Regions from separate parts of the Homo sapiens genome. Here region 2 is linked to region 1. A link is an interaction called in ENCODE POLR2A ChIA-PET data of the cell type or tissue named here. Cell type or tissue: GM12878. All regions are shown on one strand. Links, peaks and the distances in the headings refer to the core of each region. The heading gives the core; the rest is flanking DNA. Region 1 overlaps DOP1A (DOP1 leucine zipper like protein A). Region 2 has its middle 200 kb from the start of TPBG.

The links. ChIA-PET counts read pairs that join two places held together with the same protein. Peaks named below come from ENCODE experiments on the same cell type or tissue, not always from the same donor. Only the 100,000 strongest peaks of a DNase experiment are listed, where the experiment ranks them.
Region 2: POLR2A ChIA-PET joins it to region 1 with 10 read pairs; 1 of 35 experiments calls an interaction of 5 or more read pairs at or near these places.

Annotation. Positions count from the first base shown.
Region 1 is chr6:83,081,892-83,098,377 of GRCh38, forward strand. It overlaps DOP1A (DOP1 leucine zipper like protein A), which reads left to right. Exons shown (of 39, transcript NM_015018.4): 2 at 14,840-14,932; 3 at 15,034-15,224. The coding sequence starts at 15,087. Among named protein-coding and RNA genes, the nearest start is that of DOP1A, 22 kb to the left of the region's middle. RefSeq lists an enhancer at 4,953-5,102. In GM12878, for the core only: no CTCF peak of the experiment used is centred there; a DNase peak (open chromatin) is centred at 5,080; H3K4me3 peaks cover 1,877 bases; H3K27ac peaks cover 1,540 bases.
Region 2 is chr6:82,559,068-82,575,553 of GRCh38, forward strand. No RefSeq gene overlaps it. Among named protein-coding and RNA genes, the nearest start is that of TPBG, 200 kb to the left of the region's middle. RefSeq lists an enhancer at 1-251. In GM12878, for the core only: no CTCF peak of the experiment used is centred there; a DNase peak (open chromatin) is centred at 9,414.

The sequences.
Region 1 (16,486 bases), core at 2,761-10,760:
AGGAAGACATAAATGGCCAACAGGTATATGAAAAAAGGCTCAACGTCACTAATCATCAGGTAACTGCAAATCAAAACTAAAATGAGATATCATCTCACTCCTGTTAGAATTGCTGTTATCAAAAAGACAAAAGGTAAGTGTTAGAGAGGATGTGGAGAAAAGGGAACACACTGTTGGTGGGAATGTAAATTAGTATAGCCATTATGGAAAACAGTAAGGAGGGGCCTCAAAAAATGAAAAAAATAGAACTACCATATGATTCTGTAATCCCACTACTGAGTATATATCCAAAGAAAATGAAATCAGTATGTCAAAGAGAGAAGTGCACATAAACAGCAGTATTCACATAGCCAAGATATGGAATCAGCCTAGGGGTCTATCAGCAGATGAAGGGGCAAAGAAAATATGGTTTATATACATGATGGAATGCTATTCACCTATCAAAAAGCAAAATTCTGTTCTTTGCAATAACATGGATGAACCTAGAGGACACTGTGTTAAGTGAAATAAGCAAAGCACAGAAAGATAAATGCTGCATGATCTCACCCAATATGTAAAACCTAAAAAGTATATCCCATAGAAGTAGAGAATAGAATGGTGCTTACCAGCGGCTGGGGTGGTTTGAGGAAATGACAGGATGGAAGAATGTTAGTCAAAGGATATATAGTTAGGAGGAGTAAGTTCAAGGAATCTGTTGTACAGCATAGTGGCTATGGTTAATGATGATATGTTCTTGAAAAATACAAAGAGTAGTAAGTGTTCTTACCACAAAAATGACAACTATTTGAGGCAATGCATTTGTTAATTAGCTACATTTAACCATTACACAGTGTGTATATACTTCAAAACATTATATTGTACATAATACAATTTTATCTGTCAATTTGAAATAAGCTACATGTCTCTTTTTTAAACCCACTTTTTTTTTTTTTTTGAGACCGAGTTTTGCTCTGTCACCCAGGCTGGAGTGCAGTGGTGCGGTCTCCACTCACTGCACCCTCTGCCTCCTGGGTTCAAGCAATTCTTCTGCCTCAGCCTCCCAAGTAGCTGGGATTACAGGTGCCTGCCACCACGCCCAGCTAATTTTTGTATTTTTATTAGAGATGGGATTTCACCATGTTGGCCAGGCTGGTCTCAAACTCCTGACCTCAGGTGATCCACCCGCCTCAGCCTCCTGAAGTGCTGGGATTACAGGCATGAGCCACCATGCCTGGCCAAAAACCCACTCTTTTATAGATAACAACCAAAAATAAAAACTTCTGTATCAGAATCATGATCATTTTTGCCTTATATTTTAAACACTATCAGTATTGAGTGGTGAACCACTTGGGGTATTTTGAGTTGAGCTTTGGTCCCTGTGCTTCATTCAAGGTCTAGGAAGAATAACATATGTATTTACATTATTATAGTTTTTTTTTAAGTACAATTTCTAAGAAAGAAATCTATATAGCCGGAAAAGTTTTTTGAAAAAAGTTAATGAGAGAGGAGAGGTAGAATATGTCATGCAGGAGAATTAAGACTTGTGGTTTAAAAAAAAAAAAAAAAGTTCAGAAAGATACTGATTAAGGGCCAATTCCAGGAGTCAGTCTGCCAGAGTTCTTCCTGGTTCTTCCTTTTATTCTCTGTGGCACCTTGAACACTAATTGCCTTATATGAACATGGATTCATGTGTATATCTACCTCATGGATGTATTGTGAAGATACATGAGATAATTCACATGAAAGGGCTTAGTATAGTGCCTGGCACAGAGTAATTTGTAAGTCAGTATCAACTGTGATTATTATCATCATCTTGAGTAATACGTGGACAATGTTTATTTGGCTACTATGCTTTGGAGACAGGATGATCCTTTGTAACTCAAGGGTATGTGCTTAAGTGTTTATTATTATGGCTGTTTGCCATTTGAAGCTTAAAGTAGAATCCCACCTACCTGCTAATGGCTCATTCCAAGTTATAAATGGTGCTTATGTTTTGTATTTTCTAAAATTAATATTTTCATATTGCTATGTGTACCAGAAATCACAGAATTTGAAATGAGAAAGAATCTGATTTTATAGCATTCAGAGACAATTTTTAATAACGTATATAATTTTGTGTATATTTACTTGGTAAAAAAAGAAATCGTAAAGTTAAATCAGCTTCACTGTCACCTTGGCAGATCTATGGGCTTTTAAACCTCTTGTGTCTTAGGTTTTTATTCGTATAGCTTTTCTGAGACCTAAAGTGAAAATATAAATAGTCATATGCTGTATAACATTTCAATGATGGCCCACCTATGTAACAGTGGTCCCGTAAGGTTTTAATACTGTATTTTACTGTACTTTTCTATTTTTAGGTACACAAATACTTACTGTTGTGTTACAGTTACCTACAGTATTCAATATATAACATGCTGTACAGGTTTGCAGCCTAGGAGCAATAGGTTATACCATATAGCCAGGATGTGTAGTAGGGTTTACCATTATGTCTGTTTAAGCATGTTCTATGAATGTTCACACAATAACTAAATCACCCAACAACACATCTCAGAACATATTCCCATCAAGCAATGCATGACTATAAATAAGTACATAAAGTATAATAAAACTTTTTCCAAATTTTTCTCCAGCTTGAGATTTGCAGCTAATTAATTTGAAAAGATTTGACTTCGACGTCTGGGAGTATCATACCTAAGTAGTTTGTTTTTTTTGTTTTGTTTTGTTTTTTTTGAGACAGAGTCTTGCTTTGTAGCCCAGGCTGGAGTACAGTGGCACCATTTTGGCTCACTGCAGCCTCTACCTCCTGGGTTCAAGCGATTCTTGTGCCTCAGCCACCCAAGAGGCTGGGATTACAGGCACGCACCACCACACCTGGCTAATTTTTGTATTTTTTTTTTTTTTTAGTAGAGATGGTTTCACCATGTTGGCCAGGCTGGTCTCGAACTCCTGGCCTCAAGTGATCTGCCTGCCTTGGCCTCCCAAAGTGCTGGGATTACAAGCATGAGCCACTGCACCCAGCCTAAATAGGATTTTTTAAATCTCCTTTCACAGGGCTGGAATGACTTCCTTCACATTTAGATAGTTATGTTTAATACAGATTAAACTGAGCCAGTTTTTTAAAAGTGTAACTGGAATGTACACATTTTTATAAATGTTCTTAGGCAATCTGTTTTTTAAAGCACTTAATAGCCATGTGAATGTATTCTGTATTTGAGGAGAGTAAGGTCAAGTGTGACTATACTAGTTAAGAAATAGAACTGTAGTTCTGCTTTTTATTTTTCTTCTACAAAGCTTTTCTCAGAAAAAACAAACGAAAATGGTTTAACTATATTGTCGTTGATAGATTAGTTCATTTATTCAGATTATATTTGAGGCCCTACTGTTTATCAGCCACTATTATGGGACTGCCGATGCAGGTATGAACAACTAAGATAAGGCTATTGACTTCATAGTATTTGCATCCCATTGAGAGATGATAGACAGGAAACAAGCAAATAAATAGGAAAATTTCAAAGTGTAACAAATGCTAATAAGGAAATAATGTGATGTTATAGGGTATGTGGTAAGAGTTTGGCCCCAGGCAGGCTACTTAGACTGATCAGAAAGAACTTTTGGTAGGGTTTGATATTACTGGAGGACGGGAAGAAATCTGTCACATAGAGTTGACCAAAGAGATTTTAAATGTAGAGAATAGCAAGAACAAAATGCCTAGAATGCAAAAAAAATTGGTGTATTTGAGTTTGGATATTATTCTAAGCTTTGTATTGGAATATTTGTATTTAGGGTATAGCTAAGATGTTGCTGTTTCTGCTGTATCAGAAGAGGTCTTATCCTTAGAGAATAATTAAGACTAGAAGGTGACCAGGACAAGCTTTGAGGAAAACCATTGATGGGTTTTTTGCGGTATTTTATGTTATGTTATGTTATGTTATGTTATGTTATGTTATGTTATGTTATGTTATGTTATTTTGAGACAGAGTCTCGCTCTATCGCCATTGACAGGTTTTAGGCAAAGGAATGACATAATGTGTCTCTGGCTTCTCTGTGGAGGATGAATTATGCAGACTCTCAAGAATAGAAGCAGGAATCAGTGGTGTGCTGGAGTGGGCTATAACTGGTTAGAATAATAGAAGAGGAAAAGTGGCAGGTATAGATTTAGGACACATCAGTTAACAGATGCTATTGGAGCTATAGGACTATAGGAGATAACCTAAAGGGAAAGAAGAGAGGAGGGTTCCTGATTGAACCTTGAAGTAAGGCTGACCCATGAATCGAAAATCCACGTATAATTTTTGACTCCCCAAAAACTTTACTAATAGCCTACTATAGACTGGAAGCCTTACTGGTAACATAAATGGTTGATTAACACATTTGTAGGTTATATGTATAATATGCTGTATTCTTATAATGAAATAAGCTAGAGAAAAGAAAATAGTAAGAAAACCATAAGAGAAAATATATGTACTGTTCATTAAGTGGAAGTGGATCATCACAAAGATCTTCATGAACCTCATTGTCTTCACTGTGAGTGGGCAGAGGAAGAGGAGGAGAAAGAAGAGAGGTTGGTCTTGCTGTCTTGGGTAGGTAGTAGAAGTGGAAGAAAATCCACGAAGAAACGGACCCATGCAACTCAAATTGCATGTTTTTCAAGACTCAGCTGTACCTCAGCATTTAAAATTGAATAGAAAAGAGAAGCCAACATAAACTGAAAAAAAGAGGCTAAGAGATAACAAACCTTGAGAGGGAAGAGTCCCGGAAGCCAAAAACAAGGTATTGAATACTGCTGAGTTGAATAAAATGAGGGGCTACAGAAGTGACCTTTGGCTTTGGTTAAAGCACATTATGGGTGATTTTTATACGGGTTTTTTTCCTGGAGGGACAGTCCCATAGGCATTTCACGGAGTCTGAAGAGTGAATAAAAGATAAGGAAAAAATAGCAAATATAGAGAAATCTTTCAGGTTTTGCTATGAGAGAATAAAGAAATGGGTTGGCAGCCAGAGAGCCTGTGGGGGTCAAGGAAAGGCTATGGGTTTTAATTTTAGTTTTAGTTTTAGTTTTAGTTTTAGACCATGAGAGATTCGGGGGGTAGACTTTAGGCTGTAGACAGGAAAAGAAACTGATAGTATTGAAGGAGCCTGAGCTAATAGTCCTTGGGAAGGCAAGAGGAGACCAGATTCAGAACACAGCAAGAGGGAGGCCTTTACTGGGAGGAAGGTCCTTTGTCCTTCATAATGGAAAGAAAAGTAGAGAATATGGGTATAGGTGAAGATAGGTTACAGATTTGTTGGAGGGAAGGTAAGAATATTCTTTTTGCTTCCATTTTCTTAAGTTTGAAACTAGATCTTTAGCAATGATGGAGGGAAGACAGTATTAGGATTTTGAGAAGAGAAGGTATGAAATAGTTGTGTCAAGAACTTAAATTTACTAAGGAAACAGTGGGTTAGGATAGTGTTGAGTACCTGTTTGAAGTTTGTGCTTCTCAATTTAAGTCAACCTGATTGTATGATTTTTTTCTCCAATGTTTAGTTGCTCATTTTCAGGCTGAAAACAAAAAAAAACATGTAGTTGAGTTTAACCAGGATTGGAGTTTTGTCAGATGAGTATAAAGAGGAAGATTCCACACTCTTTACCCCAAGGTAGGATGGGTATGAGAAGGAAAACAGCCTCCGTGAAAGTGAAGAGTAATGACTAGGAGTTAGGACTCTAAAGCCAAATTGCTTGTGTTTAAATCCCTACCTCTCCCATTTACTAGCTGTATTGCATATCATTTCTATCCTTCAGTTTCCTTACTTGTAAATGTGAGTAATAGTGCCTACTGCAAAGGATCAACTGGGATTAAATTAATTAAAATACACGAAGCACTTGAATAGTTCCTGGTATTTAGTAAGTACACTGTAAGGTTAGAAGAGGTCTTGTCCTCAGAGAATAATTAAGACTAGAAGGCGACAGGACAAGCTTTGGGGAAAACCATTGATGTTTGTTTTTTTGTTTGTTTGTTTGTTTGTTTTGGTTTTTTTTGAGATGAAGTCTTGCTTTGTTGCCCGGGCTGGAGTGCAGTGGCGCGATCTCAGCTCACTGCAAGCTCCGCCTCCCAGGTTCATGCCATTCTCCTGCCTCAGCCTCCCGAGTAGTTGGGACTACAGGCGCCTGCCGCCATGCCCGGCTAACCTTTTGTATTTTTTTAGTAGAGACGGGTTTCACCGTGTTAGCCAGGATGGTCTCGATATCCTGACCTCATGATCTACCCCTCTCGGTCTCCCAAAGTGTTGGGATTACAGGTGTGAGCCACCGCACCCGGCCAACCATTGATGGGTTTTAAGCAAAGGAATGGCATAATTAAGACTAGAAGGTGACAGGACATGCAGAGGAAAGGCTGATGATCTGTTGAGCACATATCTGAAGTTTCCTAGAGTGTATACCATTTGAAAGTTTGAGACAACAGTAAGGGCATGGGAGATTGGATCAGATTAGGGAAGTACAGAGCATCAGGTTTATAATGAGTGACAATAACCTATTTGTAAAATACCTAGTAAGTGTTGTCTTCCATCTTTTTTTTTTTTTTTTTTTTTTGAGATGGAGTCTCACTCTGTCCCCAGGCTGGAGTGCAGTGGCGCGATCTCAGCTCACTGCAACCTCCAACTCTGAGGTTCAAGCGATTCTCCTGCATCACCCTCCCCAGTAGCTGGGATTACAGGCATGCACCACCACACCCAGCTAATTTTTGTGTTTCTAGTAGAGACGGGTTTCACCATGTTGGCCAGGATGGCCTTGATCTCCTGACCTCGTGATCTGCCCGCCTCAACCTCCCAAAATGCTGGGATTACAGGTGTGAGCCACCATGCCCGGCCTTCATCCATATTTTTAACACTCAAGGGAAGTTTCCAGCTTTCAGGAGTGACTGGCTTTATGAATTGACTAAATAAATGATTCCTGAAGATTATTTAGTGACAGTGCCAACATTGGAACCTAGAACTGTTGACCAAAATGAAATAGATTATTAATGGTTACATCTGTTAGATGGTAACAATTACTGAATGGTAATTTTTCATTAGTTAGAAAAGTTTGGAAAGAGCATCTACTTATATAGCTTTTTTTCCGATGTTCTCTTTCAAAAACAACAGCAGGGTTTTTTGCCCCATTGCATGGTGCTTACAATAATTCATTAATTTATATTCTTGGGATGTGCTAGAAACACTTAGTCCCCAGATACATCTTTGGAATTGAGTAATAATGAATCTTTTCTCTTTTCAGCCCTCCCCCTGCCTTTTGTGGCAAAGGAAGGAGAGAAAGAGAAAATGCAGCTAGTGATAAGCAAACTAGCCAAAGTATCTTTGTGTTGTTATTCTGAAGTGAGGTCTACTCACTTTTTATCACCATTTAAACAGAACTTTTAAAAATTGAGATGGTATGATACAATATTTCATTTCTTATTTAAATTTTAGCTTTTTATGCTATAAAGTGTAAAAACAAATCTGTACTACCTACTAATTTTTTCATAGGGCATAACTTGCCCAGAGAAATCTACAGCTTTTATCTTTTTTCATAAACAGCTTTTTTGCTTTATTTTTATAATTGATATATGTTATATTTGTGAGACAAAACATGACACTAAATTATGTTTCATGACAATTCAGGTCCAATTTATCTGAGTTGTAACTTTGAAAGTATTGCAACTAAATTGTCCAGTGGACTAAAGATCAAGTCAGAGAAACTACGATTAACAGCCCCTAGAAGAAAGATTACAAATGCAACTTTGATTTACTTGCATCACTTTAAACAAGCTAGAATTTTTATTTTTATTTTTTTAAGTTTCCTGGTTATATTAAATAAATAGTTTGTTATTGTATCTCCTGGAAAGTTGCAGGTTATTGAGAGGAGGGAGTTAATTTCAAACAAAACAGCTCATTTGACAGAGATGATGTAAATGTTTGATATAACGTTTAAGATGATGGAAATGTTCTGTATCTTAACTGTAGTGAAGAATCTTGATTGTGGTGATGGTTTTATGGGTGCACGCACTAGTCAGAACTCATCAAATATGTGTATTAAATATATACAGTTTAACAAAGCCATAAAACATGTTTGGCAATAATACTACATTTTAACTAATATTCACAAGACAATTCAAGATAGGTTAGTGAGTCCTCAGTTTTCCAGTTTGCTGCCAAGAAATTCAGAGCCACATCTGATGCTTAATTATAACTTACTACCCCTCTTAATTAACATACTTGCTTCCCAGTGTTGTTTTGATTTCGTAGGAAATAATGACGACAACTGTTTCTTGAGCATTTTCTATGTGCTGAGCACTCTGATAACTTTAGTATGTTACTTATTTAATTTTGACAGCCATTCAAGTATAAGTGTTTTCATCTCATTTAATGGATAAGGAAAACTGGTTTGACAAAATTAAGCATGTTGCCCAAGGTCATACAGCTGCTAAGTAAGTATTAGAGCTAGGATTTAGATTTAGGTCATCTTGACTTTAACCCCTGTTCTTGGAGGCCCTACCGTCTACTGCCTGTCTTTTCATCGCCTGGGGTTTCTGTGAAACACTACTCTGTTATTAAGTATGTCTATTTATTTTGTGTTTATTCTGGAGAAGAGGCATGGTATAAAGTTTGATACACTATGGGGATACGTTATATTTGCATTATGATCTAAGTCAGTGGTGTTTAAAGTGTGTTATTCACAAACTTTGTTAAGAGACATGGTGAAATAAGCACAGAGATAAAAGTAAACATTTAGAAACTTTTATAGCAATTTAATATTACTGCAACAACTAAAGCACATGATTTTATATTTTAGAAAAGTATTGGTCAGTGATGGATTTGGTGGAAATACTGATCTTTCACTACAGATAGTTTGAGAAGTATTGACCTAAGCCATTATAAAACAAAATATGGGGGAAAATGACTGAGAACTGCAATTTGTATGTATATATTGGATGAAAGGCTTAAAATGGTGTATCTTTACACTTCTTTTCTGATATATAATGACAATTTTATTTGCATTAAAGTCATTGTGGAATTACAACTAAATTTTTAGTCCTAGGATTTGACTATTGTATTAGTTTTCATGCTGCTGATAAAGACATACCTGAGACTGGGCAGTTTACAGAAGAAAGAAGTTTAATCGGACTTACAGTTCCATATGGCTGGGGAAGCCTCACAATCATGGGGAAGGCAAGGAGGAGCAAGTCACATCTTAATGGATGGCAGCAGGCAAAGGAAAAAAATTAAAAAAAAAAAAAAGCTTGTACAGGAAAACTCTCCCTTATAATACCATCAGATCTCACCCACCACCATGAGGATACCATGGGAAAGACCTGCCCCCATGATCCAGTTACCTCCCACCAGGTCCCTCCCACAGCACATGGGAATTCAAGATGAGATTTGGGTGGGGACACAGCCAAACCATATCAACCATCTTTTCACATGAAAAGTAATACTGCAGCTCTGCTGATGAAACTTCTGCAAAATGTCTCTTCTCATTTTTCAGCAATTTAAGATTTTGCTTTTAATATTTTGTTTTATATGTTTGATATAAACATATATCAAACAAACAAGCTATATGAAGTCTTTTTAATCATATTTAAATATTTAGGAATTTATTGCCTAAAAAAAAGTAAGAAAGTTCAAATTAATTACCTGACCAAACTTTTTAGCTGTAGATGCATACAAGAGTTATAAGCCTTACAGACATAGCTGGTCATTATTAATTGACTTTTTTATAGCAAATAAGATTATCTGAAGGATGTGTATGTTGAGATAATATTGCTTAAAAATTATTAGGCTGATAAATGACCCCTATTTTCATTAATAGAAATTACTACTAAATTGCTTGGCAGGTTAATCTTCCTCATGCACTGAATATTATATGTCTTCAAAATGAATGCTATTTTATATCTTATTCTGGAAATCTTGCTAAGGAAGGAAAAAAAATGTTCCTGCTGATAAAATTTATGCGTGTGTTTTACTCTGTCTACCACATTCTTAAATTCATTGATTGGATTTTAGTTATTTTATACGAATTTTATGTGCTTTCAGAAAATCCAGTCAAGTTGATATTTTCCCTGAGTTTAATTTGGTTTTGCTATCCTTCTGATTTCTGAGAAACAGAACTAGAAATGTTTTAGGTTGTGTTCACTCTAACCTTCATTCCATATATGTCACTGTTGGTATTTAACTGTTTTATTAGCTATCAGAGTTTATGGCCTTACTTGTTTTAGTGTGCTAGTCTTTTGTATCTGACATACATACAGGTATTGCTTTGTGTGTATGCTGTGTGTGTGTGTTTATGGTTAAATCTAGTATTTAAAAGTTTTAGAAACCATGGATTGATAATGAAATAGCTTGTATCATTTTTAATTTATTACCAGTCTTTATTATGTTTAAACACTTTGATCATGAGTCCAACTGTAGCCTCACTATTGTAAGTTATGTGTTGTCCAGCATAGAGACATGTATAAAACATAGTTCCTGCTCTCAAAGAACTTTCCTGGTAGGAAAATTGCATAGCAAATCCTTATATAAAACAAAAATTAATTTGATGTGCAAGGTTAAGATTATTTTGATTCACATATTTAAGTTCATATTTATTGTGAGTTCTTCAGAGTACTTCAAAATACTGCTTTATGTTTGATTTGCTGCTCTGAGTCCAAAGCATGAAGGGACAGTAGTGTCCCTCCCCCCCCCCCCACCATATTCACCAGGGATATGTTTTAAGACCCCCCTAATGGATGCCTGAAACTGCAGATAGTACCAAACTCTAAATTCTGTTTTTTTTTCTATACATATATACCAGTGATAAAGTTTAATTTACAAATTAGGCATAGTACTCTTTCTTGCACTTTACAGCTATTATTAAGTAAAATAAGGGCACAAGCACTGTGCTACCACAACAGTCAGTCTATAACCCACACAGCTACTAAGTGATTAATGAGCAGTTATCATCTATAGCATGGATACACTGCACAAAGGGAGGGTTCACTTTGTTCTGCGAGAGATTTTGTCATGTTACTCAGAATGTTATGCAATTTAAAACTTACGAATTGTTTATTTCTGGAATTTTTCATGTAATATTTCCAGACTGTGGTTGGTTGAGGTTAACTGAAACCCCACAGACAGTGAAAATGTGGATGGGGTGGGGAAGAAGTACTGTATGACTGTGTTTTCCTCCCCACATAAACTTTATATTATTTTAAGTCCCTTAGCATCAAATATCAAGTTTTAAAGAGAAAAATAAACTATCTTATTTTGTTCTCTACTCTCACTGTCCCAATTGGGAATGAAAGTATCATGAGGTCAGGGATGTTCTCTCTAGTCAGCACCCAAACATAGTGCTTGGCACATGGTATGCTGAAGCAAAATCATTTCATGTCAAATGAAATCACATTTAAGGTGACTACTCTCTCCAAAGATAGGCTTTGGGACTTGTTTTCATTTTTGTGGATAAAATAATTGAAGTAGAGAATTGGGAAACTCGTATAGCCTCTCTTTGGCACAACCTTAACCAAGGAAATTTTGATTTTATAAATCAATGGATTTGTAGCTTTTTTCAGTACAAACAGATTTTACTCATTGGCTATATTCTCTAGTGGTTTTTAACCTTTTTGTTAAAAAACTATTGTTTGAGAATATTATGAAAGAAGTAGACTCTCCCCAATAAAATGTAAGACATGTAAATTTCACATGTAATTTAAGGTGATTCATATATTTTGAGTATGCAGTTCACCTATTTAAAGTATGTAATATGGGCTGGGCACAGTGGCTCACGCCTGTAATGCCAGCACTTTGGGAGGCCAGCGCAGGCAGATGACGAGGTCAGGAGTTCGAGACCAGCCTGGCCAGCGTGGTGAAACCCCATCTCTACTAAAAATACAAAAATTAGCCAGGCATGGTGCCAGGTGCCTGTAATCCCAGCTGCTCGGGAGGCTGAAGCAGGAGAATCGCTTGAGCCCAGGAGGCGGAGATTGCAGTGAGCCGAGATGGCGCCACTGCACTCCAGCACTCCAACCTGGGTGACAGAGTGAGACTCCGTCTCAAAAACAAACAAACAAAAAATATATATATAAAATATGATATTCAGTATATTCAGAATTGTGAAACCATCTCTACAATCAATTTTAAAACATTTTTGTCACCCCAAAAAGAAACCCTATATTCATTTTGAGTTCATTGTCCATTTCCCACCAATTCCTCTTTTCCTCTTCTCCCCCCACTCTAATCAACCACTAATTTACTTTGTCTCTATAGATTTTTCTATTCCTGTCATTTCATATAAATGGAATCATATACTATGTGGTCTTATGTCAATGGCTTCTTTCACTTACAATGTTTTCAAGGTTCATGCGTGTTATAGTTTGTATCACTATTTCATTCTTTTTTATGACCAAATAATATTCCATGGTATTTTAGTTATTTGTGTGTCAGTTGATGAATATTTGGGTTATTTCTTCTTTTGGCTATTATGAATAATGCATCTATGAGCATTCACACAAGTTTTTGAGTGTACATATATTTTCATTTCTCTTGTGTCTACACCATACGTAGGAGTGGAATTTATGGCTTATAGTAATTCTATGTTGAACCTTGGAGAACTACTACCAGACTGTTTTCCAGAGGAGCTACGCCAATTTATGTTCCTCCAGCAGTGTATGAGGGTTCCAGTTTCTACATAACACGCTTATTGTCTATCTTTTTTATTGTAACCATCCTAGTAGTCATGAAATATTGTGGTTTTGATTTGTTTCCCTGATGATTAATTATGTGGAGTGTCATTTTACGTACTTATTGACCATTTGTACATTTTCCTTTTAGAAATGTCCATTCACATCTGTTGCCCACTTTGGAATTATTTGTCTTTTTATTATTGGCTTGGAAGAGTTTTTTATTATCTAGTTTAAGTCTCATCAGATATATGGAGGATATATTTTCTCCTATTCTGTCAGTTGTCTTTTCACTTTCTTAATGTTATCCTTTGCAACACGAAAGTTTTACTTCTGATGAAGTCCAATTTATTTTTTCTTTTGTTGCTTGTGTTTTTGGTTTTTAATTTTATTTTATTTTGTTTATTTTTTTGAGATGGAATCTCACTCTGTTGCCCAGGCTGGGGTGCAGCGGCGTGATCTTGGCTCACTGCAGCCTCGGACTGCCGGGTTCAAGTGATAGTCCTGCCTCAGCCTCCCGAGTAACTGAGATTACAGGCATGAGCCACCACACCTGGCTGATTTTTGTATTTTTAGTAGAGACGAGGTTTCACCATGTTGGTCAGCCTGGTCTTGAACTCCTGACCTCAAGCGATCCGCCTACCTCGGCCTCCTAAAGTGCTAGGATTACAGGCGTGAGCCACCGTGCCTGGCTTTCAGTTTTATTTCTAAGAAGACTTTGCCTAGCCACAGGTCACAAAGATTTAATCCTATATTTTTTTCTGAGGGTTTTATAGTTCTAACTGTTACATTTAGATCTCTGATCTATTTTAAAGTAACTTTTGTGTAGATGTGAAGGAGTCAACTTTGTTCTTTTGCACATGGGATATTCAGTTATCCCAAACTACTTGTTGGAAAGACTATTCTTACCTTGGTTGAATTGTGTTAGCATCCCCTAAGGCCCACTCTTAGACCTTCCTGTAGGTCCGTGCATCCAGCTCTAGAGAAAGGTACCAAGTTAGTTAGAAGTCAGTTAGGATACCAGAAAAATTAAAGGGGAGCCACATTGGTTTTTAAGTAGAACCTTAATTCAATTATTCCTATTACCCTAGATTACGTATTGCTGTGTAACAAATGACCCCTGAACTCAGTGGCCTATAACAAAATCTTCTGTAGGTCTCGAATTTGAGAGACTTAGCTCATGTATTCCTGGCTTCGGGTAACTCATGAAGTTATAGTCAGGATGCCAGTTGGGGCCACAGTCAAATTAAGGCTTGGCTGAGGATGGAGGATCTGCTTCTAAGGTGGCTTACTCACATGGCTGTATAGAAAGCTTCAGCTCCTTGTCACGAGACCTGCCTTCTCCATAGGGCTCCTTGAAAGTGTCTTCATGATGTGGCAGCTAGCTCCCCCCAGAACTAATGATAAGAGAGTAAAGAGGAAACCAAAGTGCATTTATGACCTGTTGGCCGTTACACATTGTCTCTTCTACCCTATTCTTTTCATGAGAAATGAGTCACAAAGTTGACCCTAAGGTGCTGGGGGATTGGGAACCACTTTTTCAAAGAAATAACAAAGAATTTGTGGATTTGTTTTTTTGCTTTAATAGAGGCAGAGTCTTGCTCTATCACCCAGTCATATTTCATTGCAGCCTTGAACTCTTGGACTCAAGCTATCCTCTCACTTCAGCCTCTTGAGTAGCTGGGACTACAGGTGCCACCATGCCTGGCTAATTTTTATTTTTTTTAGAGACAGGATCTCACTGTGTTGCCAATGCTGGTCTTGAAACCTTGATCTTAGGCCATACTCCATCCTCAAGCCTCCCAAGTAGCTGGGATTACAGGTGTGAGCCACTGTACTCAGCTGTGGGCATACTTTAAACCACCACATGTTCTTGTCAGTTTTATTCAAAGTAAAGTCTAATTCCAAACAGCTAATGGGCCTTCATACTAGATGCCCACTTATTACTTAATAAAATGATCTCCGAATCATTTATTTGTTTTTCTTTCTTCCCCTGTGTTCTTGATTCTTCCAATCTAACCAGACTTAATGTATTTTAGGATCAAAACAAAGTAGAGGAGCATATATATATCAGAAATGTTACATAAACAAATATGACAGAGAAATAACATGATTCTAAATTGAAATAAGTATAAGAAAATTTTCTATGCTTTTACTTACTAAATTTTCACAGTCATTTTTCCAATTCCTAGGAAGGAACACACAAGTAGTTATCTTTCAGGCTGTCTTTGAATACTTCCATGACCCTGAACACTAGCTGAGGAGAGTTTCAACCACTGCTAACAGTAAGGAACATTTTCAAGTTAGTCATTACCTTTGTAGTAAGATCATATGAACCCGTTTTAATACTTTGTAACCTTGGTTCCTCCTGCAAACTCTTTTGTAGGTAATGACTTTACATGAGTTTGGAACTGGTCTCTAGTGGGAAGTTGTGGGAGGATGAACACAGAAGAGCTGGAGTTATTGAGTGACTCCAAATACAGAAACTATGTAGCAGCAATTGACAAAGCACTAAAGAATTTTGAATACTCCAGTGAATGGGCAGATTTGATATCAGCACTTGGAAAACTTAATAAGGTATGTCTGTATTATCCATTTCATAAAAGGAGTAAAAATTAGAAATCTGTGTTTGTACTTGTTAGATTTCTCGAAATCTTGAAGTAAGAATGCAAAAACATAAATGAACCTTAGATTACTCTTGGTAGTGCTATTTTTCTTCATGAGTTGCATGCCTGTGTAGTCAAGCATATTAAGGCTTTGGAAGTTTTAATTCAAAGAAATAACAATGCTTGAAAAATATAGTTATCGCCATGATTATCAGCTATAAAAACAGAAGAGAAGGAAGCAAATATGCTAACTATGAGGGCTAGTAAATTTCTGTAATGGAGCATCAGATATGGTGCTGGAATTCCTGGCAGCAAAATGAAAACCTACAAATGGAAAGCAGTAATTCCTGTGTTCTTTCCAAATGATATATAGCAACAAGGAAACATTTTCTATCCTGGCAAGCTATAGTTATAATTTGGTACTTTTTACAAAGGCGAGTATATACAAGCAGTTGCTTACGCCTTGCAGCTTGTCCTTGAGTAATTCTTCTTGAGACATGTCTGGTTTTTATTCAGTTATTGTTGTGGCATCATTGATCAACCTCTGGCGCTTCATTTTGACCTTTTTATTTTTTAAACATCAATTTTTTTTACTGCATACCCATAGTTAAGGTTTTTTTTAAATTGTTATTGAATGGGAGTGTTTCTAAATATTAAAGAGGTTACATAGGAAAGGAGTGGCCTTCCAATAACTTATTCTATTTTATTTTATTTTATTTTATTATTTTATTTTATTTTATTTTATTTTATTTTCATTTATTTTATTTTATATGAGACAAGGTCTTACTCTTTCACCCAGGCTGGAGTCCAGTGGCATGATTATAGCTCATTGCAGACTCCTGGGCTCAAGGGATCCTCCCACCTCAGCCTTCTGAGTAGGTGGGACTGCAGGCATGCCACCATGTCTGGCTAGTTATTTTTTTAGAGATAGGATCTCGCTATGTTGACCAGGGTGGTCTTGAACTCTTGGCCTCAAATGATCCTCCCACCTCAGCCTCCCAAAGTGCTGGGATTACAGGCATTAGCCACTATACCCAGCCTATCAAATAGCTTAACATACAAATTAGGAAAGAAGTTTGTCTTAAAATACATACTAAGATGTGTGGGGGAAGAAAACACAGATAGTTTTTCCTCTGCTCTCACCACGACAATCAATGCAGAAGATTTCTATAACCCTAAAACAAGTGGTTATTTCTCCCTTACCAGCAAGCAAGCAGTTCTACAGTAGATACC
Region 2 (16,486 bases), core at 5,171-13,170, 520 kb before region 1:
AGAACGGGCAGACTGCCTCCTCAAGTGGGTCCCTGACCCCTGATCCCCGAGCAGCCTAACTGGGAGGCACCCCCCAGCAGGGGCACACTGACACCTCACACGGCAGGGTACTCCAACAGACCTGCAGCTGAGGTTCCTCTCTGTTAGAAGGAAAACTAACAAACAGGACATCCACACCAAAAACCCATCTGTACATCACCATCATCAAAGACCAAAAGTAGATAAAACCACAAAGATGGGGAAAAAACAGAACAGAAAAACTGGAAACTCTAAAAAGCAGAGCACCTCTCCTCCTCCAAAGGAACGCAGTTCCTCACCAGCAACGGAAAAAAGCTGGATGGAGAATGACTTTGACGAGCTGAGAGAAGAAGGCTTCAGACGATCAAATTACTCTGAGCTACGGGAGGACATTCAAACCAAAGGCAAAGAAGTTGAAAACTTTGAAAGAAATTTAGAAGAATGTATAACTAGAATAACCAATACAGAGAAGTGCTTAAAGGAGCTGATGGAGCTGAAAACCAAGGCTCGAGAACTATGTGAAGAATGCAGAAGCCTCAGGAGCCGATGCGATCAACTGGAAGAAAGGGTATCGGCAATGGAAGATGAAATGAATGAAATGAAGCGAGAAGGGAAGTTTAGAGAAAAAAGAATAAAAAGAAATGAGCAAAGCCTCCAAGAAATATGGGACTATGTGAAAAGACCAAATCTACGTCTGATTGGTGTACCTGAAAGTGATGGGGAGAATGGAACCGAGTTGGAAAACACTCTACAGGATATTATCCAGGAGAACTTCCCCAATCTAGCAAGGCAGGACAACATTCAGATGCAGGAAATACAGAGAATGCCACAAAGATACTCCTCGAGAAGAGCAACTCCAAGACACATAATTGTCAGATTCACCAAAGTTGAAATGAAGGAAAAAATGTTAAGGGCAGCCAGAGAGAAATGTCGGGTTACCCTCAAAGGGAAGCCCATCAGACTAACAGCGGATCTCTCGGCAGAAACCCTACAAGCCAGAAGAGAGTGGGGGCCAATATTCAACATTCTTAAAGAAAAGAATTTTCAACCCAGAATTTCATATCCAGCCAAAGTAAGCTTCATAAGCGAAGGAGAAATAAAATCCTTTACAGACAAGCAAATGCTGAGAGATTTTGTCACCACCAGGCCTGCCTTACAAGAGCTCCTGAAGGAAGCACTAAACATGGAAAGGAACAACCGGTACCAGCCGCTGCAAAATCATGCCAAAATGTAAAGACCATCGAGACTAGGAAGAAACTGCATCAACTAATGAGCAAAATAACCAGCTAACATCATAATGACAGGAGCAAATTCACACATAACAATATTAACTTTAAATGTAAATGGACTAAATGCTCCAATTAAAAGACACAGACTGGCAAATTGGATAAAGAGTCAAGACCCATCAGTGTGCTGTATTCAGGAAACCCATCTCACGTGCAGAGACACACATAGGCTCAAAATAAAAGGATGGAGGAAGATCTACCAAGCAAATGGAAAACAAAAAAAGGCAGGGGTTGCAATCCTAGTCTCTGATAAAACAGACTTTAAACCAACAAAGATCAAAAGAGACAAAGAAGGCCATTACATAATGGTAAAGGGATCAATTCAACAAGAAGAGCTAACTATCCTAAATATATATGCACCCAATAAAGGAGCACCAAGATTCATAAAGCAAGTCCTGAGTGACCTACAAAGAGACTTAGACTCCCACACATTAATAATGGGAGACTTTAACACCCCACTGTCAACATTAGACAGATCAACGAGACAGAAAGTCAACAAGGATACCCAGGAATTGAACTCAGCTCTGCACCAAGCGGACCTAATAGACATCTACAGAACTCTCCACCCCAAATCAACAGAATATACATTTTTTTCAGCACCACACCACACCTATTCCAAAATTGACCACATACTGGGAAGTAAAGCTCTCCTCAGCAAATGTAAAAGAACAGAAATTATAACAAACTATCTCTCAGACCACAGTGCAATCAAACTAGAACTCAGGATTAAGAATCTCACTCAAAACCGCTCAACTACATGGAAACTGAACAACCTGCTCCTGAATGACTACTGGGTACATAACGAAATGAAGGCAGACATAAAGATGTTCTTTGAAACCAATGAGAACAAAGACAAAATATACCAGAGTCTCTGGGACGCATTCAAAGCAGTGTGTAGAGGGAAATTTATAGCACTAAATGCCCACAAGGGAAAGCAGGAAAGATCCAAAATTGACACCCTAACATCACAATTAAAAGAAATAGAAAAGCAAGAGCAAACACATTCAAAAGCTAGCAGAAGGCAAGAAATAACTAAAATCAGAGCAGAACTGAAGGAAATAGGGACACAAAAAACCCTTCAAAAAATTAATGAATCCAGGAGCTGGTTTTTTGAAAGGATCAACAAAATTGATAGACTGCTAGCAAGACTAATAAAGAAAAAAAGAGAGAAGAATCAAATAGACACAATAAAAAATGATAAAGGGGATGTCACCACCGATCCCACAGAAATACAAACTACCATCAGAGAATACTACAGACACCTCTACGCAAATAAACTAGAAAATCTAGAAGAAATGGATAAATTCCTCGACACATACACTCTCCCAAGACTAAACCAGGGAGAAGTTGAATCTCTGAATAGACCAATAACAGGAGCTGAAATTGTGGCAATAATCAATAGCTTACCAACGAAAAAGAGTCCAGGACCAGATGGATTCACAGCCGAATTCTACCAGAGGTACAAGGAGGAACTGGTACCATTCCTTCTGAAACTATTCCAATAAATAGAAAAAGAGGGAATCCTCCCTAACTCATTTTATGAGGCCAGCATCATTCTGATACCAAAGACAGGCAGAGACACAACAAAAAAAGAGAATTTTAGACCAATATCCTTGATGAACATTGATGCAAAAATCCTCAATAAAATACTGGCAAAACAAATCCTGCAGCACATCAAAAAGCTTATCCACCATGATCAAGTGGGCTTCATCCCTGGGATACAAGGCTGGTTCAATATACACAAATCAATAAATGTAATCCAGCATATAAACAGAGCCAAAGACAAAAACCACATGATTATCTCAATAGATGCAGAAAAAGCCTTTGACAAAATTCAACAATCCTTCATGCTAAAAACTCTCAATAAATTAGGTATTGATGGGACGTATCTCAAAATAATAAGAGCTATCTATGACAAACCCACAGCCAATATCATACTGGATGGGCAAAAACTGGAAGCATTCTCTTTGAAAACTGGCACAAGACAGGGATGCCCTCTCTCACCACTCCTATTCAACATAGTGTTGGAAGTTCTGGCCAGGGCAATTAGGCAGGAGAAGGAAATAAAGGGTATTCAATTAGGAAAAGAGGAAGTCAAATTGTCCCTGTTTGCAGACAACATGATTGTATATCTAGAAAACCCCATTGTCTCAGCCCAAAATCTCCTTAAGCTGATAAGCAACTTCAGCAAAGTCTCAGGATACAAAATCAATGTACAAAAATCACAAGCATTCTTATACACCAACAACAGACCAACAGAGAGCCAAATCATGAGTGAACTCCCATTCACAATTGTTTCAAAGAGAATAAAATACCTAGGAATCCTACTTACAAGGGATGTGAAGGACTTCTTCAAGGAGAACTACAAACCACTGCTCAAGGAAATAAAAGAGGATACAAACAAATGGAAGAACATTCCATGCTCATGGGTTGGAAGAATCAATATCGTGAAAATGGCCATACTGCCCAAGGTAATTTAGAGATTCAATGCCATCCCCATCAAGCTACCAATGACTTTCTTCACAGAATTGGAAAAAATTACTTTAAAGTTCATATGGAACCAAAAAAGAGCCCGCACCGCCAAGTCAGTCCTAAGCCAAAAGAACAAAGCTGGAGGCATCACACTACCTGACTTCAAACTATACTACAAGGCTACAGTAACCAAAACAGCATGGTACTGGTACCAAAACAGAGATATAGATCAATGGAACAGAACAGAGCCCTCAGAAATAATGCTGCATATCTACAACTATGTGATCTTTGATAAACCTGAGAAAAACAAGCAATGGGGAAAGTATTCCCTATTTAATAAATGGTGCTGGGAAAACTGGCTAGCCATATGTAGAAAGCTGAAACTGGATCCCTTCCTTACACCTTATACAAAAATCAATTCAAGATGGATTAAAGACTTAAACATTAGACCTAAAACCATAAAGACCCTAGAAGAAAACCTAGGCCATTCAGGACATAGGCATGGGCAAGGACTTCATGTCTAAAACACCAAAAGCAATGGCAACAAAAGTCAAAATTGACAAATGGGATCTCATTAAACTAAAGAGCTTCTGCACAGCAAAAGAAACTACCATCAGAGTGAACAGGCAACCTACAAAATGGGAGAAAATTTTCGCACCCTACTCATCTGACAAAGGGCTAATATCCAGAATCTACAATGAACTCAAACAAATTTACAAGAAAAAAACAAACAACCCCATCAAAAAGTGGGTGAAGGACATGAACAGACACTTCTCAAAAGAAGACATTTATGCAGCCAAAAAACACATGAAAAAATGCTCATCATCACTGGCCATCAGAGAAATGCAAATCAAAACCACAATGAGATACCATCTCACACCAGTTAGAATGGCAATCATTAAAAAGTCAGGAAACAACAGGTGCTGGAGAGGATGTGGAGAAATAGGAACACTTTTACACTGTTGGTGGGACTGTAAACTAGTTCAACCATTGTGGAAGTCAGTGTGGCGATTCCTCAGGGATCTAGAACTGGAAATACCATTTGACCCAGCTATCCCATTATTGGGTATATATCCAAAGGACTATAAATCATGCTGCTATAAAGACACATGCACACGTATGTTTATTGTGGCATTATTCACAATAGCAAAGACTTGGAACCAACCCAAATGTCCAACAATGATAGACTGGATTAAGAAAATGTGGCATATATACACCATGGAATACTATGCAGCCATAAAAAATGATGAGTTCATGTCCTTTGTAGGGACATGGATGAAATTGGAAATCATCATTCTCAGTAAACTATCGCAAGAACAAAAAACCAAACACTGCATATTCTCACTCGTAGGTGGGAATTGAACAATGAGATCACATGAACACAGGAAGGGGAATATCACACTCTGGGGACTGTTGTGGGGTGGGGGGAGGGGGGAGGGATAGCATCGGGAGATATACCTAATGCTAGATGACGAGTTAGTGGGTGCAGCGCACCAGCATGGCACATGTATACATATGTAACTAACCTGCACAATGTGCACATGTACCCTAAAACTTAAAGTATAATAAAAAATAAAAAATAAAAAAATAAAATAGCATCAAATAAAGAAATAATAATTAATTTGGAAAATGTGATACAAGAGTTTACTCTGAAAATTAAAAATTATTGTTTAAAGAATATGTAAATAATTAGCAAACATCTTACAGCCATGAATTGGAAGATTTAATATTGTAGTACTTTACAATTTGAACTACAGATTTGATGAAATCCCTGCAAGTATCCCAACCGACTTCTGTCTAGAAACTGACAAGCTGATTCTAAAATACACATGGAATTGTAAGGGACTCAAAATAGCCAAAATAATCTTGAAAAAAGAAACCATATTAGGATAATTCACACCCCCATGCTCCAAACCTTACTGCAAAGTATCAGTAATCAAGACAACACAATACTGATGAAGGAAAAATATATAGATTGATGGAAGAGAATTGAGAGTCCATATATAAAACTATGTGTCTATAGTCAATGGATTCTTACAGTGGTGCCATGTGCAATTCAATGAGGAAGAGACAGTCTTTGAACAAACTGGGTCAACAACGTACACGTGGATCACCACTTGCAAAATAATAAATTCGAACCCTTACCCCAAAGCATACAAAAATATTAACTCCAATGAATTAAAGACACACATGCAAGAGCTAGAATAAAGCATATGGGAAAATCTTCAGGATTTTGGATCTAGCAAAGAAATAGCTGTAACACCAAAAACATGAGCAACAAAATAAAAATTAGATATTTAAAATTTCTTAAAAATTAAAGACATTGGTGTTTCAAAGGACAACCAAGCAAGTCAAAAGGCAGCTCAAAAATTGTGAGAAGATATTTGAAAAACACGTATCTATATGTCTGTATATATATGTATCTTGAATATAGAAAAACTGTTTTAACTCAGTAACAAATATCCCAACTCAAAACTGATAAATGATAGGAATAGATGTGTTTCCCAAGAAGATACACGAACGGTCAATAATCCCATAAAAAGATACTCAATAGCATCACTCATCAGGCAACTACAAATCAAAACCACAGTTAGATACTCTATGGCAAGATTTGGCCACTTTGGAAAATAATTTGATGGCTTCTAAATATATTAAACATAGAATTATAAAAATAAATAAATAAATAAATAAATAAAAATAAAAGCAGTCACCAAAATGTCTTAAGTGAATAAAACATTAAGATTTTCATGAGACATGGAGCTGGTTCCAAAGAATAGACCATCATTACTCTTCCTCTCTATCAAGAAATTAGTTAACTAGCACAGAGGGAGAACATAATTAAGAGCACTTCCATTACCCAGGGTCTGATGGGCTTCATCTGCAATAACAATTTGGAGACGTTTGCCAAGCAATCCACATACTTCTAACCAGTGACATGCCCAGTATATTTGATACTCAGAGAAGATCATTTTTCAGTAACCTCTTCCTCTGTATGACAAAATTATTTTCAGCAAGAACTATCATATGAAACTAAAATAATGTCCTGGAAAAAATACAAGGAAAATTTTTCTTTATTAAACTTAATATACATAATAATATAATAAATACATAAATAAATGTTACAGTACTAAAAAAGAAAAAGTATTGGATTACTTTCTCAATGTTCTTGACTTAAAATAAAAGGAAAATGTACTTATGTATTGGTTTGTTATAGCAATGAATAGTTAACATTATAATTTCTCTTTTTGAGTCTTAGCTTCCACTAATTTTAAAATTCTAAGTATAAATAACTCCAAGTGGTCACATAAAATGATGGAATTAAAATAACTCAACCTCCATTTAATTATACCTACAATTCCTATTTAAAATCCACATTTTTGACACAGGAATATGTAACGTTACAAACTGTGGCCAAGAAAGCTCCAATGATTCCAAACTATTACAAACTTTCTCTTGAAACAAATATATTGTGGCTGAGTCCCACATGTCAGGGGCCAACTTCACATATGGAAATTCTCTAATTAACTTGCATATGAAATACAATATTCATTAAAAAATAAGTTTTTTAAAATGAGCTAATTTCAAGTACATATATATATATGTAATTAAAACACAACAGTAATTTCTCTACTTATTAAATCTTAAGCCAACAAAATATTTTTTTCAGGGAAGAGTATTTTTCCCACTGAGAATATTTAGACTTGTGGGCCACATTGATAACAAAAATGGACCAACTCTTAATTGGTTTTATTATTGTTTTTACCTTCTTTATAGACAATGTACCCCCTTATTGCCTGTATCTCAGGTAGATTGATCCCAATGACTCAACTTTCAGTATGCTACTTCCTCCAACTTGATGAAGTTGGATTGCAGTCTTGATGGATCATATTCTTCTTACAGTAATTTAAAATAATCCCTTTACTTTCAACCATAGATCAAATACAGTTATCTACTTTTTCCACAGAAGTCTACTGCACAAACTTTCTTTACCCAGGACCTATATTCGCAAAATTCTCAGAACAAACCCTGAATGCTTGACCTGGGATGGCCAACTCAGTAAGATCTCTATTTAGAGAGTCTTGCTTCTATCTCATTCATTTCTCTCCCTGCCAAGGTTATGTCAGTGAATGACTTCCCCAAAGGTATCCTTCCTCTTGTTTCATGATATCACTGAACCTAACATGCAAAGGCTCAAGCCTTCATTGTGTCTGCTTGCTCTCAACATAGTACATTTTCCTTCCAAAGGAGATACATGGGGGTCAAGTTTGTTCTTTGTTGCCTCTTTCTAAAGACATGCCATGCTTTCTTATATCTTAGTATTATTTCATCTTCTTTATTTCTTTATATACTTCCTATGGACTTATGAGACATCATTAAATAGTTTTTAATGATGAAGTAATGATACTTTAATGATAAAGTAATTTCCCACTTTTCATTCCTGATGTTCTTGGGCCATATTTTTGCCTTTAGGAAAATTTTAGACTGTAATGTGTTCTGGCTGAGAAAAAGAACCTTAAGCCTTTTTTTTTTTTTTTTTTTTTTTTTTTGCCTTTCTGTTACCTAGATGTCTTTTCAAGTAAAAGTATTTAGCAATTAAAACAGTTTTGTGGCCATGAAATGTTAAGCTCATCCAAGTCCATGCAGGCTTCAATTCACTGATTTATTGTTTGTTGTAAGTACAATTTATTTAGATGTATGACTTATTATTTGTGTAAACATCTATTATATAAACATGTATTGTGCAAATATATTATTAGAGCTTCAAATGTGTCAGAAATTTGCTAGGTGTTGAAGATAGAGTAATGAACAAGGCAGGAAATTATTTCTGGCTTCATGTAGCTAACAATCTATAAGTGACTTAATGTTACACTCTTTATTTACTTAAAGAATTACTCAACTCCTGAAGTGATCTCAGGAAGCACATCTGCAAAGCCTCTCATAAAAGACTGTGGTTCAGCCAAAGATTTCATGATCTATAAGTGCATTCAGTTAGAACACAGGGTGACTGGAGGCAATATTCCATAACAATTAAGATTTCAGGTTACAGAGCCAGGCAGTCCTGGGTCAAATTTTGGCTTTCTTCACTGGGTGGCAGTAAACCTTGGCAATCCAATGGACTTCTCTGTCCTTTACTTTTCCCAGGGTCAAACGAGATTAAAAAATAGTACATATCTAATAGGGTTGTGAGGACTAAAATAAAATATACGGGCTTAGAACAACACTTAGCACATAGTAAATGATTGATAAAGTCAGCCATTATTATTATTAATTTTCATTAGTATTTTCTACTTAAATATTTAAGTAAAACACTCAGTAGCTGAAAATGAGAAACAAAATGTAAGACCCTTGAGCCTTTAAAGTTCAAAATCAATGTGCTAATACTTTGGAGTTGTATTGGATGTTGGAGTAGTTTATAAATGTATCAGTCAGAATCCAGGCAGGAAAACAGAACCCATGCTACGTATTTCAAATAGAGAGGATTCCCCACAAAGGTATTGACAGGGTTAGAAGGGGAAAAGGAAGGAGTGGGGGTATCTGGAGATCAGGAAGCTGCTGATGTGCCCTCAGCTGGTGCCCACTGGGTTGCACCTGCTGCCTTGCCGCTGAAGACGCTGACACTGTCAGTACTGAAACCACTGTGACTGGGGCCGAAAATACCCTGGTCTGTTGCCAGGACTGGACTACTTGCAAGGATGTGCTGCTGGGGAAACTACCATCACCCTTCTGCCACTCTCAGAAAGTACCAGCAACTGTTAGTCCCTGCCATGGAGTGGGAGCCAGAAACGGAAATCTTTCTTCTTTCTGCCTTCTGGTCTCCCACCAGGGTCTCCCACCAGGGTCTCCCACCAGTGTCTCCCACTAAAAAAAACCTAATGGGAAGGCAGCTGGCAAGGGAGCCTGGGAAATGTAGATTTCAGACTACCAGTCCCAGTTGCACAAAACAAATAGAGAATGGCAGATATGGAGCCGAGGGACAATAGGTAAATAACACAGAAAATAAAACATACTCAGATCCATCATCAAATCAAAGGTAAAGAGTCATCAAGATAATTTAAGCAACTTGAAGTTGGAAGATAAAACTACTTACATTTTCTTTTCTGCCCACTTTTGATTGCTTTAGCATTTGATTTTGTTTTAGCTATGTTTCATATTTATCCTGGCACAAACTCCACCATAGAATTTATTAGAGGTTTTACACCCTGATTTTTTTTAAAGAGGTTAAAAAATATTTTAAAATGAAAGAATTCTAACATTCAGAACAGAATTTTAAAATGCCACTTTATCCTTCCTACTAATCAATGCTGCCAGATTGCTGTTTTGGTAATGCGCACTGCAGAGATGTTGGTATTATCTTACTCTCTGGGTCACAAGCAGGGTGTGGGAGCTTCTGAATAGCTTCCCTAGCAAATAAAAACCATGCCAAGAAACTAGTAATGGGTAATGATTATTGTCCAAAAGACATGGAAAGTAGCTTTTCAGAAAACATGACCAGTGGCAAGCCAGTACAGTGTCATTAAACAGTCAGGAAAAAAAACAATAGTCATGATTTCTCCTATTTAGTTCTTAAATAATTTTTGTGCTCAAAAAATCTAAGAAATCATATAAGAAGATATTCATTCAGATGTTTAACAGCTACTAAATATACATTATCAAAAGTGTTTCCTGATATTAGGTCTGAAATAGCTAGTTCTACTAGTTAGAATCTGTGTTAATGAAACTAAGATCAGAGTTAATTCTTACTTGGGCTGGTTACTTTGCATGAGAAACACTGTTCCAGGATCAGGTACAAGTGGATATATTAGAATTTGGACATGGACATGGGTATATCATCTGAAAAGGAGTTAGCACATAAATAGAACACAGTGGCTATTTATGTGGTACCATTTGAGGGACTTCATGGTGAGACCCTCATAAAATCTGTCTCATTCTCTTTTCCCTTCTCAGTATGATTGTTATTGCCCTAATAAAATAATAACCTGACTTCTCTTCAACCTCTTTAGAGTGGTCCATATCAAATAATACCTTCACGAAGTTTAGATATTGGCCAGATAAGAAACAGGTAGAAGCCTTGGGCTGGTTATGTCAGGGATCCTAAGACTGAAGAAAGGGGTGGAATGGAGAGACTGAAAGCATTAATTGAAAATTATACCTTCAGGGCAACTCACCAGATCATATATTATTTGAAAGACAACACGATGTTCTAGGAAGAACACAGGCCCTGGCATCACTCAGATGGGAACTTAAATATGTTTTTCTACTTCTCTGAACTTAGGAATAATATAGGTAAAATCACCCAACACAGAGCATACTTTCAATAAAAGGCCGCATTTGTTTTTGGTTATGTACACATGAACATCAAGTGCACAATCGGTCATTATGACATGAGTTGATTTTGTGAAGATAAAAAATGCAGATATACCAGCGGGGCATGAAGTTTCTCCTCCACACAGCACTGGAGCAGTATTTACCCATGTTTGTACAGCTGGCCTCAAAGCTGCCTGTCTGTCTGTGAGTGGGGAGCCAGCTGAGAGCAGGCCTAATCTTAGGACTCCAGGGAGCAACTAGCAGCAGAGGATACAACCCTGAGAATTCACCAAAGAAAATTCTGCCATTTGTTCTGCTGGGATTTTATAATCTTGATCAAAGTGATAATCTGAAAGATCTGGACTAAGTTTCTTATGTTTTAAATTAATAAATACTTAAAAATAACATAGGAGCAGGAATGAAAAAGCCTTGCTCTGCCCTCTCTGTGCTTCCGTGGGGAGCTGTTTGAACTCTTTACGATGTAACAGGCCCCTCACACTGAATATCCAGGAAGCCTTCTTAAAGCAGGTGAGATCTGAGCAGAGACTTGAATAGTAAAAAGCAGCCAGTTATGGGATGGTCCGGAGAAAGAGCTGATAAGGTAGAGGAAAGAGCAAGTGCAAAGGCTGTGAGGTAGGAGCAAGGTCACAGTGTCCAAGAAACGGAAAGAAGGCCAGTGGGACGAGGACATGGTGAGCCACAGGGAGAATGATTTGAGCTTAGGTCCAAAAGCAGGCAGGGGCTTAATGATGGCGGGCCTTGGGTTTTGTTCCATGATAAGTGGCAAACCACCGGAGGGTCTGAGGCACACAGAGGCCATAATCTGAATACTTGTTTAAGAGACTGTTCTGGCAGCTCTAAGAGTGTAGGGAGGAGGAGTGGAAGCAGGGAGGTTGCTTAAAGACCACCACAGTTTAGGCAAGAGATGACAGTGGTAGCAGTGGAGAGAAAGAGAAGGGGACAAATTCTATTTATTGGAGGAAGATCAGTAGAACTAGTTGGTGAAGCAGCTGTGTGAGATGATAGACGGCTGCTCCAATACAGGTGTGGGGCAGGCAGAACGCTGGGTTTAACCAACCTTGGAGTTTCCCCAGGTGAACACAGTGAAGGGATGAGATGCAAGGGGAGAGGCTTTTGTAAGACAGTGATTTTAGAAAAAGAAGGAAAAAAGAAAGCAAGCTTAGAATCTTAGGAATGAAGTGAGGATACAGGTGGTTAGGTGATGGAGAGTAAAAAACTCAATGAGGTCAATGGATTGAAGGTCTCTATTATCAGTCATTAAAATGAAGATGCTAGAATAATTACTATAGTCATGTTTTTCGAACATTTATATTTGTGATTCATAACAGGGAGTAACTTTACATTGTAAGGCAGTTAGACAGTTTTAAAGCACAATACCTACATTGTCTTTGGTAATATATTCAACACTTTTTCAAAGCCCCAGTTTCCTCCTTTTGACAATAGGACAAACAATTCCTACATTACAGAGCCATGGTTGGTATTCGGTTAGCACACAAATACAAAGCCTTCAGTGCAGTGCCTGCCTGGTACAGTTACAATAGTGTAGTGCTCAGGGAAGGGCAGCTATGATTATCACTAGCCCCCTTCCCCTTTCAAACTCTCTGGGCCTCAGTTCTCTTATTTTTAAAATGAGGCTGAGGAGAAGATTGGACTGTAATGTTGTTTCCAACTCTAACATTCTGTGAATGTCCCTTGATTTGTACTTAACTGCAACACCTATGGAAATTAGAATGTGATTGTGCTTTTGAGATCATTCTCCCGTCTGGTGATTTGGTGAGGGTAAAAAGTTCAAACACAATACTAACATCACCTTTTAGTGCCAGGATAACCCTGTTCTCAATAAATTATATTTAAAAATATTTCAGTGTGTTAAATAGGACATTGGGAATCATTTAGGTCACCTTTTACTCTTAAGAAATAAGGCAACCCCTACATACAGCCTGATCCCAAGAGGGGCCATATACCAGCAGAGCCCATGTGTCTATTTCAAAGACTTTTTGCTGCTCTCTGCTGATTGGCAGTCCAGGGCAATATCCCATCTTTTAGAGGCCAAGGACAGGCCTCTGGGAATAGGTCAGTCATTTCCAGAGGTGGCATTAACCTTTCAGGCACCATTTAGTGGATTAATGTTTTCACACACTAAATGGTACCCCAGTGGTCCATTCAGACAAGATGCAGCATATAAGGAGAAACTGGACTAAAGACTCTTTCTTAGGAAAAAAAAGATGTGTAATATTTGCATTTGTCTTTATAGCATTTCTCTAAGGACCTACTGATACTGTAGAACACCATTATGATTCTGGTATCAAGAGACAGGAATAAAAGCTGCAAAATGATATTAAGAGCTATTTAGGCGATACAATGTATCATGTGGTCTAACAGGGTAATTTATAACAACGGTGAGGATTAGCCTTATTTCACAAATGTAAATATGAAAAGATAGACATGTTCAGTGACCAAGAGATGTAATTTCTTCAAGTAATCAATGAGGTATTTTCAACAGCTGTCATGTGAGCACTTTCTATGTGCCAGACATATTCCAAATGCTTCACATAGTTCAATTATTTACTCTTCATGAAAACCTTATGGTTTTACTATTATCATACCTGTATTAGAGAGAAGCAAATGAATGCACAGAGAGGTGAAGTGACTTGCTTATATAGCTAGCAGATGATAAAGTCAGGAGTGAAATTCACATTCTAGCCTCATAGCCTGGCCTCTTAACCATGCACTGTAGTCATTTTTTCCAAACGTTTGTGGTCACAATTCATAATGGAAGTAACTATAGATTGTGAGCCAGTAGAAGGAGTTTTAAAAAATAATACTTATCCAAACAATATGGAACACCTTTCGGTATTTTTCATTTTATTTGATTCCATTTCATTTTTAATAAATGCTGCTTGAGACACACTGAATTCCATTTATTACCTATTCTACTAATGGGCTGTGGCCTTCAGTTTTCCAAATGCTGCTGCACTACATTATGCTGGGTGCTAGTTAGCACACCCTAGCTCCCCAAATAAAGGGGAGACCTGGGATTCAGAAGGAGCCTGTACTGGAAAGGAATGGAATCTGAAATTCTCTGCTCTCTCATTTCCTGCCCATCCTCCAACCTCCACCTGTTCCCAGTTAAACAATCAATCAGCAGAGGAACGTCAAGAAGAAGAAAAACATTGATTTGCCAGAATGTCCTAATTCCTCCTCTGTTGTTTTCTTTCTTCTGTTATGCCATCCAAATTATGCCTGGACCATTTTAATAGAGAATAAAACACATCACTCAAAAATCTAATTCCCCGGAGCCCTAGAATAATGGCATTTTTTACTAATGAAACATGCAAACTACTGTCAGGTCCATTAATAGTCTCAATTTTTAATCTCTTAGATAATGGAACATTGTTTCCATGGCAGCAACTTCCAGCTGTTGGGAGATCCCAGGCTTTCAGTTGTGTGACAATTAGGGTGAAGAATTGCTGAGGATTTCTGGTGTTTCTGTATCTTCATTAGGCAGCATTCAGTATTTTTAAAAGCACTGATTATCATGATGTATTAGTTTAAAAAGCTTGATATGTTGATACCTATCCTGGGAAAAGATAGTAATTTCCCACAGCCTGTCACCAGGAGCTGCCTGACATATCTGGAGTGATGATCTGGTTATGATCATTATCTCCAGTGTTTGGCTTATAAATGAATAAAAGTCTGGGTGAATTCAATTACAGATAGTTTGTGTTCCAGGACTCATGATTTTTGATGAGGACAAAATCCAAGGATCTAACAACAAGACCAGGAAGGCCTTCTTCGTTTTTAGCATCCTTATATAAGAAGGCTACAAAGAACACATGGAACCCAGTTAGTTTGATGGAAATTAACAAGCTTTTTGGAATAAGTATTGCTACAGAAAAAGAAAAAATAAGTATAGCTGAAGAATGAGAGAAAGACATAGAGAGAGACAAAACCAAATTCAAATACTGAGTTATAATCAGCTACCATTCCACTGATCATATGACGTACAATAAAAGATCATTAAGTTCTAACTTCACTAATTTGAAGAACACGGCTGAAGTTACTTCTTATAAAGAAAGGCAGGGGTGAGGAAGAAGAAGGGAGAGAGATAATGCAGAATGTAAGTATGATTATCCCCATTTCTGAAATATGAAAACACATCTAGAACTTAAATAATGCTCACATAAATTAAAGCATTCATACACAACACCCAATGAGGAAAGTTATTAATGGCCCTGTTTTATTGATAAGATGACAGAAATTCAAGGACATTATGGCAAAATCAATGCTCCCTGTTAACCAAACCTATTTCCTTTTCCTCTTGGAGCTAGACCACACTTCTTTCTCTGCCTTGCAATTAAATAGAACCACATAGTTTATTGGCCAGTAGAACATAGGCAGAAGTAATGAGGTCTCTCCTCCCATCTGTTTGCTGGATATTTATATGCAAGATGGCCTTGTGAGACACAGACTAAAGATGGAGAGGTGTCTGTCAATTTGGTTTTCTAAATAGCTATGTGAAGCAATTCCCCCTGCAGACCATATTGTAATGTGGCAGGAGCAATTAATATACTGTTAATGGGTTAACTCACTGACATTTTTATTTGGAGATTTTTGTTGAAAACCAAAAGCAGTGATAATTATCCTGCCAAATACAGGAATCGATACCTTTGATGCAGGGAGCTGCTGTAACACAAATCTAAAATATGTGACATTAGCAAAGAAACTAATATCAGGTGCCAGGAGGATGGTAATCAATGATATACTGTGGCAAAACATTTGGAAAATGGCAGTAACTTGGAAAACAGACCATGTCTCTACTGAAGTGGCCATTCTGAATGAATTGTTTGGAAATCAAATGAATGAATAAGGGTGTGTTGGTTGCCTTGGCTGAAAGTGGCATGGGAGTGCAAGAAAAAGATGTTCTTGATAGAGAATTGGCCAGTTTCTAAAAATTTGGCCAGAGTTGGAAAACCAACTGCTTCTACATCTTAATTTTAAGATTTAAGGATTTGAGTTGAGACAGCTATTGAGTCAGAGAAACCTTTAAAACCCAGTTTTGCAACAAAATGAAATTAAGAATGTGGCCTTCTCTTTCAAGAATAATAGCCTCAAAATATCTACCATTAGTTGGGAGAAATAGGACTGGCAAGGATAGAGAGGAAGCCAATAAATAAAATAAATTTGAGAATCATATCCAATAAAGAATTTATGGTAGGTTACTGGCATGTGGAATAACTAGAAAATTGGATCAGTAGCCAACTAAGGTTTTAAGAGCATTATATGACCAAATAAGCTAGGAGCATGGACTTAGCACATTTCTAACTGTGACTTACAAATAATTCTTGAACCTTCAATCTTCCACATGCAGAGAGCTCTATAGC